Regions from separate parts of the Mus musculus genome. Here region 1 is linked to region 2. A link is a loop called in an ENCODE intact Hi-C map of the cell type or tissue named here. Cell type or tissue: heart. All regions are shown on one strand. Each heading gives the region's core, and the rest is flanking DNA. Links, peaks and the distances in the headings are about the cores only. Region 1 overlaps Mtor (mechanistic target of rapamycin kinase). Region 2 holds the start of Masp2 (mannan-binding lectin serine peptidase 2).

Region 1 (10,014 bases), core at 971-8,970, 110 kb before region 2:
CAGGTGGCCTTTCCCACACTGTGCTATGTTCTTGGGGCCACCACTTTTGCTTTATGTATTTTAATGAAACATCACTGCTTTGCTTATGTTCTGGGAGAGCTTTATCATAGTAGGTATGAATTTACTAATCAGAGCAGAATGGTGGTGACATAGGTTGCCATGGTTGCGCCTCACAACTGGCCCTTAAATTTGATGGTTTCTCATTGTCACCTATGGTATCACAGGCCTGGGGAGCTGCCAGAAGGGTCTCCAAGGACGACTGGCTGGAGTGGCTGAGGCGCTTGAGTCTGGAGCTTCTGAAGGACTCCTCATCGCCCTCCCTGCGCTCATGCTGGGCCCTGGCGCAGGCCTACAACCCCATGGCCAGGTACGGTACGGCACGCAGAGCTCCGACCTGGCTCTCTTCCCTTTGCTCAAGGCTCCTCCCCAACCCCACAGTGGACATTTATTGTTTATAGTGAGGCATAAAATGGTAATTTAATTAATGGGCAGCCATTTTTATTAACAGACATTACAAGCAAGGTATTTTATGTCAGTTTCATCAGCACAGCTGGCTTGCTGTGTATTGAGCAGTAGTCGTGGGCTCCAAGATTACAGTTTGTCATGATTTGCTTCCTCTAATTTATCTCAAGTTGTTTGTTTGTGTCTTTAATATTTAAAGTGCCGCGTCTAGAAGTTCTCTAGTGTATCTGTCTGTGGTGTAGGCTCACACATGCCTCGCTGATCGTCTGTGTCACCTTCTACCCAGGTCACCTCTGAGCACAATGCCATGTCCAGAGAAACTGTGGCCATTTATTAATAACTTAGTCCCAAATGTAAACACTGGAGATCCACTGTCACATCTGGATAGATAAGGAAAGCTTATTTTTCTTTTTTTTTTTTAAAGATTTATTTATTTATTATATGTAAGTACACTGTAGCTGTCTTCAGACATTCCGGAAGAGGGAGTCAGATCTTGTTACAGATGGCTGTGAGCCACCATGTGGGTGCTGGGATTTGAACTCTGGACCTTTGGAAGAACAGTCGGGTGCTCTTACCCACTGAGCCATCTCACCAGCCCCTTATTTTTCATTTACACTAGACTTGTCAGTCTGATTAGAATTTCAAATTTTGGGTGGTTTTCTTTTTTCCTATCAAATTCCAAAATTATACTCGTTCTAACTTAACCTTGAAATGTGTAATGGCGATTGAAGAAGCATAGTTCTAAACCCATCACTGCAGGGACGTGTTACACTGTCCTCTCCTCTGCCACCACAGGCCACAGAGCCTAGAAAAGTAGAGTGGAAGGTGGGGCTAGGGGGTGGGAGAGTTCATCCATGTGACACTGTGGCGATTTCAAGTTGGTGGTACTGCCTTGGAAGTAGCTAGCTCTTTTGGTGTTGGAGGCTGGCCAGAGCCTCGCATACCTTCGTGTTTATTTTCTGCTGGTGCCTTGAGCGTGTAGCCTTCTCTTACGTAGTCATCAGTGTAGCAGATGCTGCCTTGGCCGTTTTTGATCTTAAGAATTTGGACATTGTCCAGGAAATGTTCCAAGGATCACATAAGGACTGCTACTTCCTCAGTCTGTTCACTTAGAAGTTCTCTTTCTGTTCATCCCAGTGAAGAGAAACAAGGCAGAAACTGCCAGGAAACATCACTGTGAAGACAAGTTTGTTTGCGTGTTCTCTTCCCCACCCCACTCTCCCACAGTTCCCTGTATATCATGTCTATACCTGCCCTAAAAGAGAGAGTTGTCATTGCTTGGCTTGATGATGATGTGGGCCTAAAAAGCACAGCAGTTGGGAGGTTGAAGCAGGAGAATTGCTGTGAGTTTGAAACAGTGTTGGCCACAGTGTGAGACCTTGCTCAAACAAACAAAAAGATTGGTCGTCAGTAGGCACACGTGCTGCTTTTACTTTAAAGTTCCCGACCTTGTTCAGGTCAGGTGTTTCGTTCCTCTGCCTCTTGAGGAAGGTTTAGGTACCATCCAACAGGTTCTGTCCGACAGCATTGCTCTTGCAACCAAACTGCAGTGCCAGAAACGGGTTGATGGTGCTGGTGGCACCCAGCAGAGGTGCATCCTTGTCTGTCCCTGTGCTTACAGGGATCTCTTCAATGCTGCCTTTGTGTCCTGCTGGTCTGAGCTGAATGAAGACCAGCAAGATGAGCTCATCAGGAGTATTGAGTTGGCTCTCACTTCTCAAGACATTGCTGAAGTCACACAAACCCTCCTGAACTTGGCTGAGTTCATGGAACACAGTGACAAGGTGAGACTCTGCCCCCCTTGTCCCGACGGACAGTGATAGGAAACTGGCTGGCAGAAGGGGAGCAGCCACACAGCCTCCTCTTGTGTGTGCCCAGCTACTGTATTTCTGTGCTTTACTCTGTAGGGCCCCCTGCCGCTGAGAGATGACAATGGCATCGTGCTCCTGGGTGAGAGAGCTGCCAAGTGCCGGGCATATGCCAAAGCACTGCACTACAAAGAACTGGAGTTCCAGAAAGGGCCCACGCCTGCCATACTTGAGTCCCTCATCAGGTAGGCCATGGACACTTGTTATCATCTCCCATTGCTTGTCCCGTTCACTGGGGTCAGGTGGAGAACTCAGCTGTGTGAAAGCTGCCCCTGGGTCTGGCTGGCACATTAAATCCATGGTCCAGATGGCACTCTGATGGTACTGCCAGCACTTAAGCCACGCCTGTCATGTCTGTCCGTCCTCACCACCTTCACTCCGTTGATTCCCAGTCTGTGTTTTTTGTCCCAGTGAAGTCAGTGGGACGCAGCTCTGACCACAGCACAGGGCGTCTAAGTTAGGCGAGGCTTCTGAGCAGGATTAGGCCACCCTGGTTCCTGGCTTCGGGGGCCACCCAGAGTCAGGGTCAGGTCTACAGAGCATGTCTTTCAGTTGCCCACTCTTCCTTCTTTGGAGTTGTGAGTATAAAGCGTAAAGTCCGAGATGCGGTGATCTTTTCCTCCATTTCCCTGATTGTCCTCTCCTCCCTCCTCCCTTAAGATGGTTTTGAGTCTTCTGGGTCTGGAAAAGGAAGTTGTTTAATAAATTGTGTGCTTTTAGGAATTACAAGCAACCGGAAACATTAGCACCAGCTCCTAGAGAGCTGCTCACTTCCCCTAATGAGCCTGGAGAATGTTAACTCTGGAATCTAATCATCTCCATGGAGATCCTAACGTGGTTCATCATTTAACTGTAGAGAGCTCAGGAAAAATCAACAGCTGATAAGTTTCTGGGCGGGAGGGCAGACAGAGCCTGCCGAGCAGAGTGCTTCAGCAGCCGAGCCCAGTGTTCATTCTCCCTGTGGCAGGATCTGAAAGGTCGAAGTGGAATCCTGCTTCTGCCTAGATCCACCGGCACAGAGAATGATGACCTCTGAGGTGCGCTATGGGAACAGTTACAGATGTGCCATCCCTTGAGGCCTGCTTCAGAATAGGAAACACAAAAACTTGTGTCTCTCCCTGTGCCTCCTCTCCCTTGCACAGCTTCATGTGATAGCTGACAGAACGGAGGCTGCTGCTGGGGCGTGTGAGCTCAGACTGCTTTGTCTATTGGGTCCTCACTGACTTTTCTGACCTGTTTGCAGCTCTCCCATCCCACCCTTGACTTTTTCTCATATTTGAGATAATCATACAAACATTGAAGCTGATGCAGTTTTTAGCAGAAAGATGTCGTAAGAATAGAATGGTTGAATAGATTGTTGGTTTGATGGGATACATTTTGTTTTGTTTTTTATTTGTAAGTTCAGTTCTTAGGGAATCATGTGCCTTAAGCTATGCAAGCCTGTTCAGCTGATGGAGCTCAGTCCCCTTCCGTCTGCCCCTTAGGCGCCTCCTGAGCCTCTTAGCCCCTTCTTTGCCTTCACCTGCAGCATTCCCTGCCAGTGACAGTTGGCTTGCACTGAGTGCCATCTTTACTAGGGCAGGTTGTTTTATTGCTTCTGGAAGGTGTTGGATCTTTTTTTGGTTATTTCATTTCTTCCTATGTAGCACAGAATGAACTTAGAATGCTCTTGCCTCAATTCTATGATTATAGATATGCCTCCATACCCAGCTTGCTGAGAAAGTTGTAAGGGAAAGTCTTGGGCAAAGCTGATGTCGGGAAGCTGCCCCAGAGTCCCCGCAGAGTTAGAGAGGAGAGGTCTCTGGCTCTTCTCGGGGTCTTGCCACTTTGAGTTGTGTGCCGGCTGTGTGCTCCTGAGGACGTGCCTCTCAAGTCACTGCCTGAGTACCTGCCCCTCTCCCCAGCAAGCTGAAGGGTAACACCCTTCTCTCACATACATAGGTTGATTTTTTTCCTACTTATATTCCCCTTGTTAATTTACTTATTCTCAGAGCTTACAGTGATACACACACTTACTTTAACCAGTTTTCTCTTGGTTTTGTTTTTAAAAAGCAAATTGCCTTTTTAGCCAGATGTGCTGATGCACACCTGTAATCTCAGGACTCAAGAGGCCGATATGGGAGGATTTTCTGCTTTGTTTCAGTCTGTTTCCTATGTGTTGGATTTCTTACCAGTCTGAGGGCAAATTAAATCCTACATGTAATCTCCGAGCTGGGTCACTGTTGAGACAATTTAAGCTCCTTGAAGCTCACATAGATGAGAAGTGTCATCACTTCTCAGGGGACAGTGGATTAGAAGGAATTGGACTCTAAGGAGCATAGCATAACAGCTGTGGGACTCGCCTTAGTTATCCAGCACTCAAGGGCAGAGTCTGTTGGTCTACCTTTGGTGGTGGTGGTGGTGGTGGTGGTGGTGGTGGTGGTGGTTTTCAGACAGGATCTCTTTGTGTAGACCAGGCTGGCCTCAGCAGAGATCTGCTAGCCTCTTGCACCCAAGCACTGGGATTAAAGAGGTGCACCACAGTGCCCAGCCTTGTCCTTGCTCAGTACAATAGAGGAGCTCAGCTAAGCTCTGTGCTCTCTGCCCTGCTCTAAGGTCTGCATAGTGAAAAGCAGGGACTGGTGCTCACTGGGCAGATCTTCTTGTCAGACTGATTGTGAGCATCCTCTGGATGTAACTCCTGTTCTGTGTAACTCCTGTTCGTTTCTAGAAGACCCCGTCAGAACAAAATGCCCTTTGTCTCAGCAACGCCCAACTCTGCTTCTGGTTCCTGGTGGTTCTGTCTTCTCTCTGGGGAGAGGCTGTGGGGCGCCATGCTTGGTGTCCACCCATCAGCCAGTATGTGCTTGGGAAATGGAGGAGCTAGGAGTGCCTTGTCCATTCTCCACACCCCAACCCCGGCCCCTTGCCATCTCTGAGAAGGTTTCATTATGGGGATCACACTAAATGAAAGGAGAATTATCAGCTTTTCTGAGTGGGCGCCTTCCTCTGCACCCGCCTGTGCAGCCTGTCCCCATCCTCCTTGCCTTGTGGTTCTGGGCACTGCCTTCTCCTGCCTCCTGCCTGCCTGGGGAAGGTTGTGCTTGAATAGCTCTCCCCTGGGAATCCTACCTCATGCAGCTTCTTTGCTCACTTTTGTCTTTGAAAATCCCCAAGGTTAGTGCTCATGAGGGGAAGGAGATTCCTGGCGTCACAGAAGTTAAGTGGGAGTCATGGCTTATCTTGTACTGACTTCCTCTAGAGGGCGGTCCTTTGTGTAAAGGGCAGAACCGCTGGACATCCCGATGGTGAAGGGAGGAAGCAGGAACATCTCTCTGTAAAGTGTCCTGAGAGCGCATTGGTGTGGGGCTGTCAGTGCCGGGCTCTGCTCCTGCTGTGCAGTGGCTTCTGCCCTTTCCACTCCTCTCCCTCTGCCTCCCCCCAACCCCGCTGCCCTTTCCCCCCCTTTCCTCTTCCCAGTTTTTAGGATGTGTGTGGGGGGAGTGTCCTGCTTCTTTGGTTTCCTTGAACAAACTCCAGGGTCACCGCTCATTCTGACTTCTCACCTGCAGTTTTCACCCCGCTCTCAGTGGTAATAATAAGAATTTAAAAGAAAATCATCAAATTTTGATAGTATTTATTGTAATAGAAAAAGATATTTTGAAAAATAGGAATTGTAAATGAGGAAAATACCTAATAAAAAGTAAAAAAAGAAAAATAGGAATTACAATATTTTATTTTTACAAGGAAGATGCTTCTATATACATCACAAGTTTTAAACCACAGCGCCATCTACCTTCATTTTCCAAGCATTTTTATTAAAGGGGATCTTTTGGTTTTTGACTGAGGATGTTTGAAGGCAGTATTGTGATCACCCAGAGTCTGTGCTCACCTCCGGCTGGTGTTCTCGCCACGTCAGACCCGCAGCATGTTGTCCAGTGCTCCTCTCTCCCCCAGGACTCTGACAACAAGGCCCCCCCGGAGACACCTGGGCAGCTGCTCTCTATCTCCATGTTTTTTGTGTCTTAAAAATTATATATACTGGGTATGGTGGTACATGCCTTTAATCCCTGTACTTGGGAGGCAGAAGCAGGTAGATCTCTGTGAGTTCAAGGTCAGCCTGGTCTACATAGTGAGTTCCAGGACAGAAAGAGCTGTGTAGAGAGACCCTGTCTCAAAAAGAAAAACAAAACAAATACTATAGACACAAGGAAGTGTCGCGGGGTAAGACTTGGAAGCCCCTTCTCCACCACCTGCTTTCTTTCATTTCTCACAGCCTCTCCGCTGAGAATCACACCAGGTTTTTATTTGTTCTTTTCCCTCGTGTCATCTAAGCCTCAGTTAGGGAAAATGGGTTAAGTGACCTCAGGGTTACCGTTGTCCATGAGTTCTCCCGTGAGGCACCGTGGCAGGCCCCACTGGGTCCGCCTGGCTCCATCTGCTAGTGTGCACTGTTGGCACGTGTGGTTCTATTGTGTGTGTGTGCTCACACAGGTAAAGTTATATTGTGCTCCTGGATGATAAACTGTTCCCTCCTACCCTGTGTCCACCTCCTCCTCCCATGCTGTTCTCCCTCCTCAGTGTCTGCCTTCTCTCAGGGCTTGAAGGCTTCTGGGCGGATCTTCATTTCCACACGTTTGAGGGAATAGTTGGCTCCATGCCAGCCATACCAGCTGATGCCATCCATGTGCTTTCGGTGCTCGCCAAGGCGGTAGTACACCCCATTGAGGTTGGAGTCTGTGCAGCAGTTGTACCAGTAGCCACCTGGCATGAGAGACAGATGAGGCTAGTAGGCTGGGGACGTCCTCCCTAGACTAGGGCTGATGGGTGGCCTTAAAGCGAAGGGGACAGCACGGCCAGAGCAGCAGCAACAGATCTGTAGCTCACTGCTGTCCTTAGTGGGCCCAGCCCTCCCTGCCGCCCAGGTCTCACCTTTTCGGAGCTGTGCGCACTTGTCCAAGCAGTTGTCGTTGTCCTTGTCCTTGGTGCTGAAGACGGTGTTGTTATGGTAGAGGAGGGCGTCCTTCCCCACGTTGCCACTGTAGTTCCCCAGGAAGAGGCGGTAGCTGTTCAGTTCATTGCCCAACGCAAAGTAGCTATACTCTGCGTAGCGTGCATTGCCCTCCCAGTCCTGAAAAGGAGGAGCAGAGCATTAGGGAAACCATAAAGGATTCGTTTCTGCAGACCTCGGTCCCTTCCTCTCTCATGAGCGCCACGGCTAAACATTTCTTCAGAGGTGGAACTCTGGTAAGACTATTGCAGGTTGCCATGTTAGCTAGCAGTCAGCAAACGAAGGTCTGAGAGCAAACTTGGGTCTGGTCTCACCGTATGGCCTGGATTGCTTGTCTGCAACCCTTCATGTCTGTCTGAAGGGGCAGATGTGTGGTTTGTGTTAAATCTCATCCTGAGATGCGGTAGGAGTAAGTGAGGACATCATGCTTGAAGCCATCTAAAGGGGCCACCACACAGCATCACTGTGGCTTGTACTTAACAAGATCCCAGAGCAAAGGAGATGGTGTTTTCTTTCCATCCCAGTAACTATGCATTTACCCTGTTCTGCCCTGGGTCTTCCTGGACCTCGCTTGGAGACAGAAAAACAGAAAGCTTTCAGGAGCATTGCTGCACTGACTGAGCACACCTAGAGTGAGTAGACTGTGGTGATGCCTATGAACCATGTGTGCAGTGGGCCTGGGCCAGACGGGGCCTTGCAGCTCGAGCTTACCTCCAGCTCCACACGAAGCCGGCTTGGCTGCCTGGTGAGCCGGTGGATATGTTCATTCCCCAGCCAGAAGTCACCTCGGATGCTGCCAAACCCTTGCTTATACTGTCTCCAGTCTTGGTAGAAGGAGACAAGGCCACTCTTACGTCTCTGGATGATGGTCCAGCCTCCTCCTGAAGTTTCCATGTCACAGAACACCTGAAGCAGAGAGGACCCTCTGGGCAGGCGCAAGGGCAGGGGCAGGAGCTTAAGGACAGACTTCCCAAGCTGTGTGCTGTATCTATCTAGTGAGTCAGTGATCCTTGTGCTCTCTGCATTCTCTAGCAGAAACACTGCCCCCAACGTGGAGGCGGGGGCACGGTGGTGGCTAGCTTGGGAACGAGTGTCAGTGGGGCATGGCGGGCAGGCAGTGTGAACACAATGTAAATGGGAAAATCAGGTACTTCCACGTGTCTCCTTCTAGTGTCTTCCCTCCTCCTAGAGAGAGCTGATCTCGTTCTGTGTCGGGAAGAACTAGGACAGCTGATTCTGCAGACAGTAGCGGGCTGGAGTGGAGGGAGGGGCCCGTAAACTGAGCATTCTCACAGTCCATCATGGGGTACATTTGATTCTTGAACTTCCCTTTCCATAGACCAGAAGAAGTCCTGTTATCCATGTACCTTTCAGGGCTGGAGGACAAAGGGTAGGGCAGGGCAGTAGTGACCTCACCTCTAGCTCAGGGCTCCCCAGGAACTCGTCAGGAGGAAGCTTGTACACTCCAGAGATTCGGTAGTTCTTCTGGTACAGGGAAGAACAGTCATAGATGGCATCTGTGAGGGACGCAGAGTAAACAGAGATTTGGGCCTTGAGGTTGGTCAGACATGCCTGGTGCATCTGAGCTGGATTAAAAACCAAGACTTGATTTGTACCTCAGCGTGCCCGTGGGTAGTTCCCCTGGGGTACCGATGTCGAGAAGTGGGCATCAGGGCTGAGAGGCCTGCTCAGGCCGCCTTGGTTATGGGGCAGTAGAGTAAGGGGATTCTTAACCTGTGCCAAGGGACCGTTAAGCAGGAAGCTTCGGGCTAAGTCTAAGTAAGACATCCTGCTGAAGTGCCAGGCTGTGAATTCCAGAAACAATAATGGTATGGTCTGCGAAGGGCACGTGGCAGCTGCCCTGAGAGAAGCTTCAGGCTTGAGCTAGAGGCAAACTCCAGAGTATTTCAGGGAGTTTGGTTTTATGTTGTTTCTCAGCTACCAGCCAACAGGTACTCAGATTAAGGGAGACAGATTGGAAATCTTCTCCCTCCCCAGTCTCACATCACTAGATGCTCAAATGAAAACCAGCAGCACTTGAGACTGTTCCTAAAACTTTGATAAATCAAGGAAGTGGGGCTGGCGAGATGGCTCAGCGAGTAAGAGCACTGACTGCTCTTCCGAAGGTCCTGAGTTCAAATCCCAGCAACCACATGGTAGCTCACAACCACCCATAATAAGATCTGACTCCCTCTTCTGGTGCATCTGAAGACAGCAACAGTGTACTTATGTATAATAATAAATAATTCTTTTTAAAAAATCCAGGAAGTGAAGTTTCCCCACTTCCCCTTGGGCTTGATCTGAAAGCTTCCATGGCCGCCTTGAGGCTCTGTCCTGGGGCTTCAAAGAAGCAGCTGTTTTTAGCAGACTCTGTGGCTGTTGCCCCAAGACACTTCTGCATGTCTTGAGACTTTTTCCTTGGTGCCCCTTGGCTGGAGACTTAGGGAGCATAGATGAAAGTGGGAGATGCCAAAGTGCCTATTTCCTCTGCAGAGCGTGCTGGGGGGGGGGGGGGGGGGGAGGAATGAGGATACCTGCCCTTCCTCCCAGCCGACTTCTAGGAGCAAGAAGTGGTACAGTCAGCCCTGCGTGCATCTGGCCTGGCCAACATGACCAGTTCCATCTCACAGAACAAATGAACACACACACTCTCTCTCTCTCCCTCCTTTTGGTAAATGAGAACCCCTAACTTTC
Region 2 (8,000 bases), core at 1-8,000:
TGGGGAGGGGCTAGAGTATACAGGCCGCGGAAGACTAGGGAAGAGAGCTGTCATCTCTGCTGGGTAAAGGCTTTCCACACACAGCTTCTTGGGGTGAAGCAGCCACACCCTTGCCAGTAACCTTCAACTATGAACCTAATAGGTCGTTAGTTCCCCAAGTGAACTTTAGTGGAACCTTGGCCTTTGGACCTCAGGAGAGGTCCAGTCTCCCCACTGGAAAGGAGCTTTAGCAAGAGTAACTGCCCACACATACCCATGGTGTGAGAACAAGAGGATGGCCCATTCCTCCAGAACTGCTGACCCCCTGAGAGTCTCCTTCCCCTCTTGACAGGAAATGCCTGTAAGCCTCAGTGCACGGATTGTACAGGCCCGGTCTCCCCAGCTCCTCACCAGAAGGGAGAAGTCCATCAAGGGCAGGGCAATGCCAGCGTGTCCCTGAAGACAAAGTGGCTGCAGCTCACTTGGGAGACTCTCCCTGAGCCATGAGCATAACCATCTTGGGAGGGGAGAAGCTATTCTGAAGGGGCATTGTGCCCTTCTTTTGACCCAACAATTGAAATAATGGATGCCAAGGCATTAGAACCATCCAGGTATCCTCTGCTGGGGGAAGGCCTCAGCCTAGCGCCTGCCCAAGGAGGAACTTGTCTGCCAGGAATCCATTCCACACAGTTCTGATGGTTCCCGTTCACCTGACAGCTGAGACAGTGGTGGTGGGACCACATTTTGAGCAGTATTGCTTATGTACACAAACCTCTTGATCTCCAGTTAAATCCAAACCCGGGTCAGGACTCTGAAGAGCTCACTAGACCTCTGCTCTTCCCAATGTGGCCACATTGAATAAATCCTTTTTCTCTGCTTTTCACTATTAAGTTGTCTGTATAATTGGCCTATTGAAGACTGGTAGCCGAGACTAACTGTTTTGAGTTCTGACCCTAACAATTTTGGTATAATGAAAAAACAAAAAACAAAAAAAACAGCCCAAAATGTTTATTTTTTGATTTGAGACAGGTTTTTGTGTAGCCCTGGCTGCCCTGGAATTCATCTGTAGACCAGGCTGGTCTGGAACTCAGAAATCTGCCTGCCTCTGCCTCACAAGTGCTGGGATCAAAAGTGTGCACCGCCCACCCCCACCCCTGCCCCGAGATTTCTTTGGCGAGCTGACTCAGCTGTTAGCACTAGCTGCTCTCCCTGGGTTCTCAAGTTCAATTCCCAGTACTTGGTCCCCAGCTGCCTATAACTCCAACTTCAGGAGAGCCAGCGCTCTCTTCTGGGCTCTAAAAGCATTGAACATACATGGCTCAGCACTCAGACAGACAGACAGACAGACACCTAAACAACTGCTGTCCTTGCGGGCCTCCACAGTCCAGTCCAAGTTCAAGCCAAGCCTCCCCATTTCTCAATTTTTACTTATGTAATTGCTGGGATAAAGGTTCCCTCCCTGCAGGGCTCCAGAGCCACAGGCAGGAGAACTAGACAAGTCTGAGGCTAGTCTGGTCTCCACCGTTCAAAGCCAGTCAGGGCTAAATGGAAAGACCCTGTTTTCAAATGAGTCATGTTATCTCCAAATGAGCACCGGTGCCAGGAACCCCAGCTTCTAATTCTGCTTTGGGCTTAGAAGTCACCTGCAAGACATTCCTCCTGCCTGCATCCACCATTCATGGTCCCAAGTGTAGCCAAAGTTTATCTTATGCCTGTTCCGTATCCTTTTGTTCATGAGTTTCCTCAAATTATTCTTTTTTCGCCTCTCCCTGAGTTGGGGGTGGGGGTGGGATCTTAGGCTGTCCACGTCGTCACTGAGACTCTCGCCCACCAGACCTTCCTGGTCCCACTAGGAAGGAAGTGCAGATGGTGGGTGAGAGTAGAATTTTTTTTTACTACCAGGCTGGCTCTCAGAGCCACCGAACCGAACCTTCCTGCCTGGAAGGGAGGCAGGCAGGAGCCATGGGTAGATTCCCAGAATCCTTGGTTTGTGGAGGTGGGGCCTGGTGCTGGACAAACAGATCAAAGGTGATAGGCGCTGGACCTGCAGAGCTAGGTGGCACACCATGAGGTGGGTGGGCGACCCATAGCTTCTGGGGAAGCTGAATGAGTTAGGCCTGGACCCTCATGTCACTCCCCTGCCCACAGGCTACTCATCTTCCTGGGTCTGCTGTGGAGTTTGGTGGCCACACTTCTGGGTTCAAAGTGGCCTGAACCTGTATTCGGGCGCCTGGTGTCCCCTGGCTTCCCAGAGAAGTATGCTGACCATCAAGATCGATCCTGGACACTGACTGCACCCCCTGGCTACCGCCTGCGCCTCTACTTCACCCACTTTGACCTGGAACTCTCTTACCGCTGCGAGTATGACTTTGTCAAGGTATCTGACGGGGTGCTCGGCTGGGGCCTTCTTATGAGGTACAGCAAAGGCTGGGCCTGGTTCTAACCTCCCTCCCTTGACCCCTGACTCCACAGTTGAGCTCAGGGACCAAGGTGCTGGCCACACTGTGTGGGCAGGAGAGTACAGACACTGAGCAGGCACCTGGCAATGACACCTTCTACTCACTGGGTCCCAGCCTAAAGGTCACCTTCCACTCCGACTACTCCAATGAGAAGCCGTTCACAGGGTTTGAGGCCTTCTATGCAGCGGAGGGTGAGCAGTGGTGGGCTCAGGCAGCCCAGATGCAGCTGGGTGGCTGCCTTGTCTTAGCCCCGTCCCCATCTTTGGGTGTCTTGCTTCCCACCTCTCCTTTGGGCTCTGGATTCAGGTCAAACCAACAGGAAAGGCGGGTGGGTTCTGCTGTCACGTGCCACGTGAATGCAGGAACGCAGAGCAGCCATCGGGTTACAAAGGGCTTGCACAGGCTGAAGCCTTCCACTTGACTGTATTCTTTGGTCCCTGAAGGAGAGAGACTGTGTGACCTCAGGCAAGTGGCTCAACCTCTCTGCTCAGAAAGCTTCTACCCGGTTGCCACTGGATTGATGATGGCTCTTCCCTCCTCTGCCCGGGTGACTTAACCTGCCACTGGTTTAGCAACGGTGCTACTTGCAACTCTGGGCCCAGGCCCAGGCGAAGCAACAGGCCTCCTATCAAGTGGGTCAGGGCCACCAAAGCCTGAGCTCTCTGTTCCATCTCTTTCCCTCCTGTCTGCCTGGCCTCTCTCCTTTAGATGTGGATGAATGCAGAGTGTCTCTGGGAGACTCAGTCCCTTGTGACCATTATTGCCACAACTACTTGGGCGGCTACTATTGCTCCTGCAGAGCGGGCTACGTTCTCCACCAGAACAAGCACACGTGCTCAGGTGAGGGGGTAGGGGCATCCCATCTACACCAGGTTATTCCAGCTACCAAAGCAGGAGTTGTTCTGCCCAGGGAGCTGGGCTCTTCTGCTTCCTCCAACACTATTAGCATGTCTAACTCCTCCCACTTTCCCTCCCTCCAATGGTGTACTTTGATCCCGCCCCTACTCTTGGAACCCCTAGTTCCATCAGCCAATTGTCTCTGCCTTCTGGGTGCTTCCTAGGTGGGCTTGGTATCTCTGGATAAGCCGGGCACACCTTAAGCTTCCAGTGTCTACCATAGGACCTCAAAGTAGAGGAGTGTAGGCAGGCTCAGAGCCATGGCTCCCGACCCCAGTGGGTGAACCTTTGGCCTCCTCTACCCTGTCTCTTGATCCTTTGCCCTAGCCCTTCTCTCCTCAGCCTTCCTGATGCTCCCCCACCCCCCATTTCTCTTCCAGAGCAGAGCCTCTAAACCTCCCTCAGCAACAGCCCGCCCACCCCAGTGAGTCAGATACCAGTCAGTACATGCCCACACGATGCTGCTCTGTCAGGCTGGAATGACTGCCAGCTACAGCACCCATTCACCTTAACCATGACAATAATAAACCTGCCTCCGTTTCCACTGTGGCTGTGTGTCTCTTGCCGGGGTTGGGGTGACGGGTTTGGAGGGCAGTAGAGTAACCTCAGTCCCTTCATCTTAGCCCTCCTCCTTGTCAGGAACTCCCTGAGCGCACACACCACACGGAGATCCTCTCACCTCTACTGGGTTCCCTGGGGCTGATCTTAGGACATTTTAGCTAGTTCTTATTTATAGGTCAATGCAGGTCTTTGTTCCCTGTCCCGGGGAGCTTGATTCAAAACAGAGACCAAAGGGGGTGTTACTGGGGGATCAGGCTAGCCACCCTGCATCCAGGGATGTCCTCTCTGCTGGTATGGAGCCACCTTCCAAAAGGAGGGCAGTACCGAGAGCCTTAGCTTCCTACAGGCCTTCTTCCCAGCCTGTCCCCATCATGAGCAGGCGGGCAGGGAACAGAACTGGAGCCTGATCTCCACAGGGCACCTGGCAGCCCAAAAGAGGAAAGCAGACTGTGTACATACTGGTAACCAACTTCCCTAGACCAGGGCCACTTCTAAGGGAAAGGCCTGTTCAGCTTGTTACCTGGGATCAAGGGCTCTGGGCTGGTCCCTGCCAGATATGGGTGGAAGCCCCCTTGTGGCCTCACTTGGGAACTGCTGAGCTGGGCACTGAGTGATATGAGAGCAGAAGAAACCCTTAGTTCAAGGGGCCTCCTCTGTCCTTTTCCTGGAGTCATAGGGACCTTGGGAAGGTGGCCTGCCTCCTATTTCCAGGGCCCCCCTCCCTCTGGCTTTGCTCTCCACCTCTTTGTGACTCTGAATCATCAGATAAACTATCACATCACGCTTTAGCCAAAGCCTGAGGAGAATGGAGCCCCCTTCCCCACTGCCATTCATCATCGTTTGGTGTGGGAGATGGGGTACTCTCCTGCCTCTGCAGATTATCAAGTGCAGGGTCTTGACCAAGCCCAGGATCTAGATGTCGCAGGCATTCTCTATCCTCCAGTATCCCTCCAGGAGCAGAGCCTTTTTTGTTTTTTTTTTTTTAAGACAGGGTTTCTCTGTGTAGCCCTGGCTGTCCTGGAACTCACTCTGTAGACCAGGCTGGCCTCAAACTCAGAAATCCGCCTGCCTCTGCCTCCCAAGTGCTGGGATTAAAGGCATGCGCCACCACGCCCGGCCCTATCCAATCTTCTTTCTTCCCAGCCCTTTGTTCAGGCCAGGTGTTCACAGGAAGATCTGGGTATCTCAGTAGCCCTGAGTACCCACAGCCATACCCCAAGCTCTCCAGCTGCACCTACAGCATCCGCCTGGAGGACGGCTTCAGTGTCATCCTGGACTTCGTGGAGTCCTTCGATGTGGAGACGCACCCTGAAGCCCAGTGCCCCTATGACTCCCTCAAGGTCTGGCTCTTGCATCCTTGTCACAGCTCTTTTCCCTCCCCCATCTTTCAACACTGCGCCTATGGCTGTTCTCCAGTGAATCTTAATCAACCTTTCTTTGCGGGGCTGGGGGTAGGTCTAAGCCAGGCTGTGGCTTCAGCATTAAGACATCCCACCTTTTGTTCCCAGCCTGCCCAAGCCAGTTCAAGTTACTTTGCTTCCATCTAACTGGGGCTAGAACCCTGCAGCAGGTCCCTGGGGTTCTTTATTCAGATTCAAACAGACAAGGGGGAACACGGCCCATTTTGTGGGAAGACGCTGCCTCCCAGGATTGAAACTGACAGCCACAAGGTGACCATCACCTTTGCCACTGACGAGTCGGGGAACCACACAGGCTGGAAGATACACTACACAAGCACAGGTGAGCGAATGGCCTGCCCCCAGATGCAGGCAGCAAAAGAAAGTGTCCCTTATGCAGCATCAGCAAGCTACAAAGCATTGGACTCCTCTATCGCAGGCCAGGGAAGGGAGCCCTGCTTGAGGACGGTGGTCTGTCAAGTGATGGCCCTTGATCAGAAAACAGCAACAGACAGACTACCCTTCCCCCTCGCACCCCATACTCAGCCAGCCATTTACCTAAGCAACCCCCTCTTTGCTCAACTCTGGTGTTCTGAGTTAGGGTCTATCTTTTGTTCTATAGCGGTAGCTGGCCTTAAGCTCTGATCGCCCTGCCTCAGCACAGGTCCATGCTCCCTCTGTACCACCCCCCTCAGCACCCACCGGCCCGGCCCAGACAGCTATTTACCTGCCCGTCTTTACTCTTCATAGAGATGTACTAACAGGGGTGAAGCCCAGTGGCAGTGAGCCTGTCCAGCATGCACAGGCTCTGTGCTCAAGTTCACATTATTTAAAAAAAAAAAAAAAAAAAGTGTGCCAAAAGTACTAAATGCAGAGAGGGGCCAGGGTCCCCAACAACACCTGCTCCCAATCCAGAGGAGAAATGTGATGTCATTGTGGCACAGCCTTTGAGGGGTGGGGACGGGACAGGGCAGTGGTGTTTCAAGACAGGGTTTCTCTGTATAACAGCCCTGGCTGTCCTTGAACACACAAACTCAGAGGTCCACCTGCTTTTGCCTCCCAAGTACTGGGATCAAAGGTGTATGCCACCATACCTGGCTCTTGGTTTTCATACCTGGCTCTTGGTTTTCTTTTTTTTTTTTTCTCTCCTAAGACAGGGTTTCTCTGTGTAGCCCTGGCTGTCCTGGAACTCACTCTGTAGACCAGGCTGGCCTCGAACTCAGAAATCCGCCTGCCTCTGCCTCCCAAGTGCTGGGATTAAAGGTGTGCCCCACTACTGCCCAGCCTGGCACATGATTTTAATCCCAGCACTCAGGAGGCAGAGGCAGGCAGAACTCTGTGAGTTCTAGACCAGCCTGGTCTACAGCTCAGTTTCCAGGACAGTTAAGAATACACCATAAAACGGTGTCTCAAAAGACCAAAATAGTCTGTATGCCATGTGTGTACAAATGCCAAGGACATCTGAAGGGTCAGACCCCCTGAGGCTGGAGTTATAAGTGGATGTAAGCACTGATGTGGGTGCTGGGACCCCACCTGGAGTCCTCTGGAAAGCAGTGTTCTTACCTGTTGTACCATGTCTACATCTCCAAATCTAGTTTACCTACCTACCTGTAGCTGAGTCATGGACAAAGAAATGGCCGGGCAGTGGTGACACACTCCTTTAATCCCAGCACTTGGGAGGCAGAGGCAGGCGAAGAATTTCTGAGTTCGAGGACAGCCTGGACTACAGAGTAGTTCCAGGACAGCCAGGGCTACACAAAGAAACCCTGTCTCAAAAACCAAAAAAAAAAAAAAAAAGTCTTGCTGTCCTGTACTCACTTTGTTTGTTGATCAGGCTGGCCTTGAACTCAGAGAGATCCACCTGTCTCTGCCTCCTGAGTGCTAGGAATAAAAGTGTGTGCCACCACACCCAGCAAGACACAAGTCTTGATTTGTGTGCAAGTAATTCAGCTTAAATTTTGCCTTTGGTGTGAAGTGTTTGGATGACCACCACACGTGAGGCAGGCTCTCTATGCCTCTTGTTTCCTTTATAAACTGAAAATGCAGATTGCTGACTTCAGGTTTGGCTGTTACAGACATAAACAATAAACCTGTTTCCCTTGCACAGCACGGCCCTGCCCTGATCCAACGGCGCCACCTAATGGCAGCATTTCACCTGTGCAAGCCATATATGTCCTGAAGGACAGGTTTTCTGTCTTCTGCAAGACAGGCTTCGAGCTTCTGCAAGTGAGTTACTAAAAAAATGCTAATGATCAAGATGGCTTTGGGATGAGAGATGAAAACAGGAAGTACCTATTCAGAAAATCAAAGTAGTACATTTGCAGAAAACAATGAAGGATGACAGGAGACTTGTGTGGTGGTGGGGGTCCTGTCTGTACAGTCACTGTCTTCAGACACACCAGAAGAGGCATCCGATCCCATTATAGATGGTTGTGAGCACACCCCACAGCCGTCTGCCCTAACCACTCTTGTAGGCTAGTCATTACAGAGAACTTCCGATCATTTGCACACTGCAGCAGCTCTGTAAAGTGGCTGAAACAACAGAACAGAGTGAGCTCGCCCTGCCCCACAAGCTCTGCATAGCTCTTCCTGTAAAATTAAGTCCTCCCTGGTCAGTGGATAGCTTTCCCCTGGAACAACTCCTGAGCCCACAAAGGTTAGACCTGGAAAGAATGCATTCTGCAAAGTTATAAATAGTGCTCACTGT

What was found. Peaks named below come from ENCODE experiments on the same cell type or tissue, not always from the same donor. Only the 100,000 strongest peaks of a DNase experiment are listed, where the experiment ranks them.
Region 1: it touches region 2 in a loop (2.8-fold over the local background); 4 of 42 quality-filtered maps call a loop at or near these places.

What each region holds. Positions count from the first base shown.
Region 1 is chr4:148,489,252-148,499,265 of GRCm38, forward strand. Mtor (mechanistic target of rapamycin kinase) reads left to right here. Exons shown (of 58, transcript NM_020009.2): 26 at 225-367; 27 at 2,084-2,246; 28 at 2,370-2,515. It overlaps Angptl7 (angiopoietin-like 7), which reads right to left. Exons shown (of 5, transcript NM_001039554.3): 2 at 8,737-8,837; 3 at 8,032-8,226; 4 at 7,242-7,440; 5 at 6,029-7,073. The coding sequence ends at 6,904. Among named protein-coding and RNA genes, the nearest start is that of Angptl7, 6.2 kb to the right of the region's middle. In heart, for the core only: CTCF peaks have their summits at 2,386 and 5,549 (motif pointing right); DNase peaks (open chromatin) are centred at 1,410 and 2,308.
Region 2 is chr4:148,600,541-148,608,540 of GRCm38, forward strand. Masp2 (mannan-binding lectin serine peptidase 2) reads left to right here and starts at 2,004. Exons shown (of 11, transcript NM_001003893.2): 1 at 2,004-2,050; 2 at 2,128-2,356; 3 at 2,452-2,629; 4 at 3,147-3,278; 5 at 5,040-5,236; 6 at 5,489-5,636; 7 at 7,401-7,519. The coding sequence starts at 2,046. In heart, for the core only: CTCF peaks have their summits at 4,469 (motif pointing left) and 7,431 (motif pointing left); DNase peaks (open chromatin) are centred at 2,381, 4,201 and 4,351.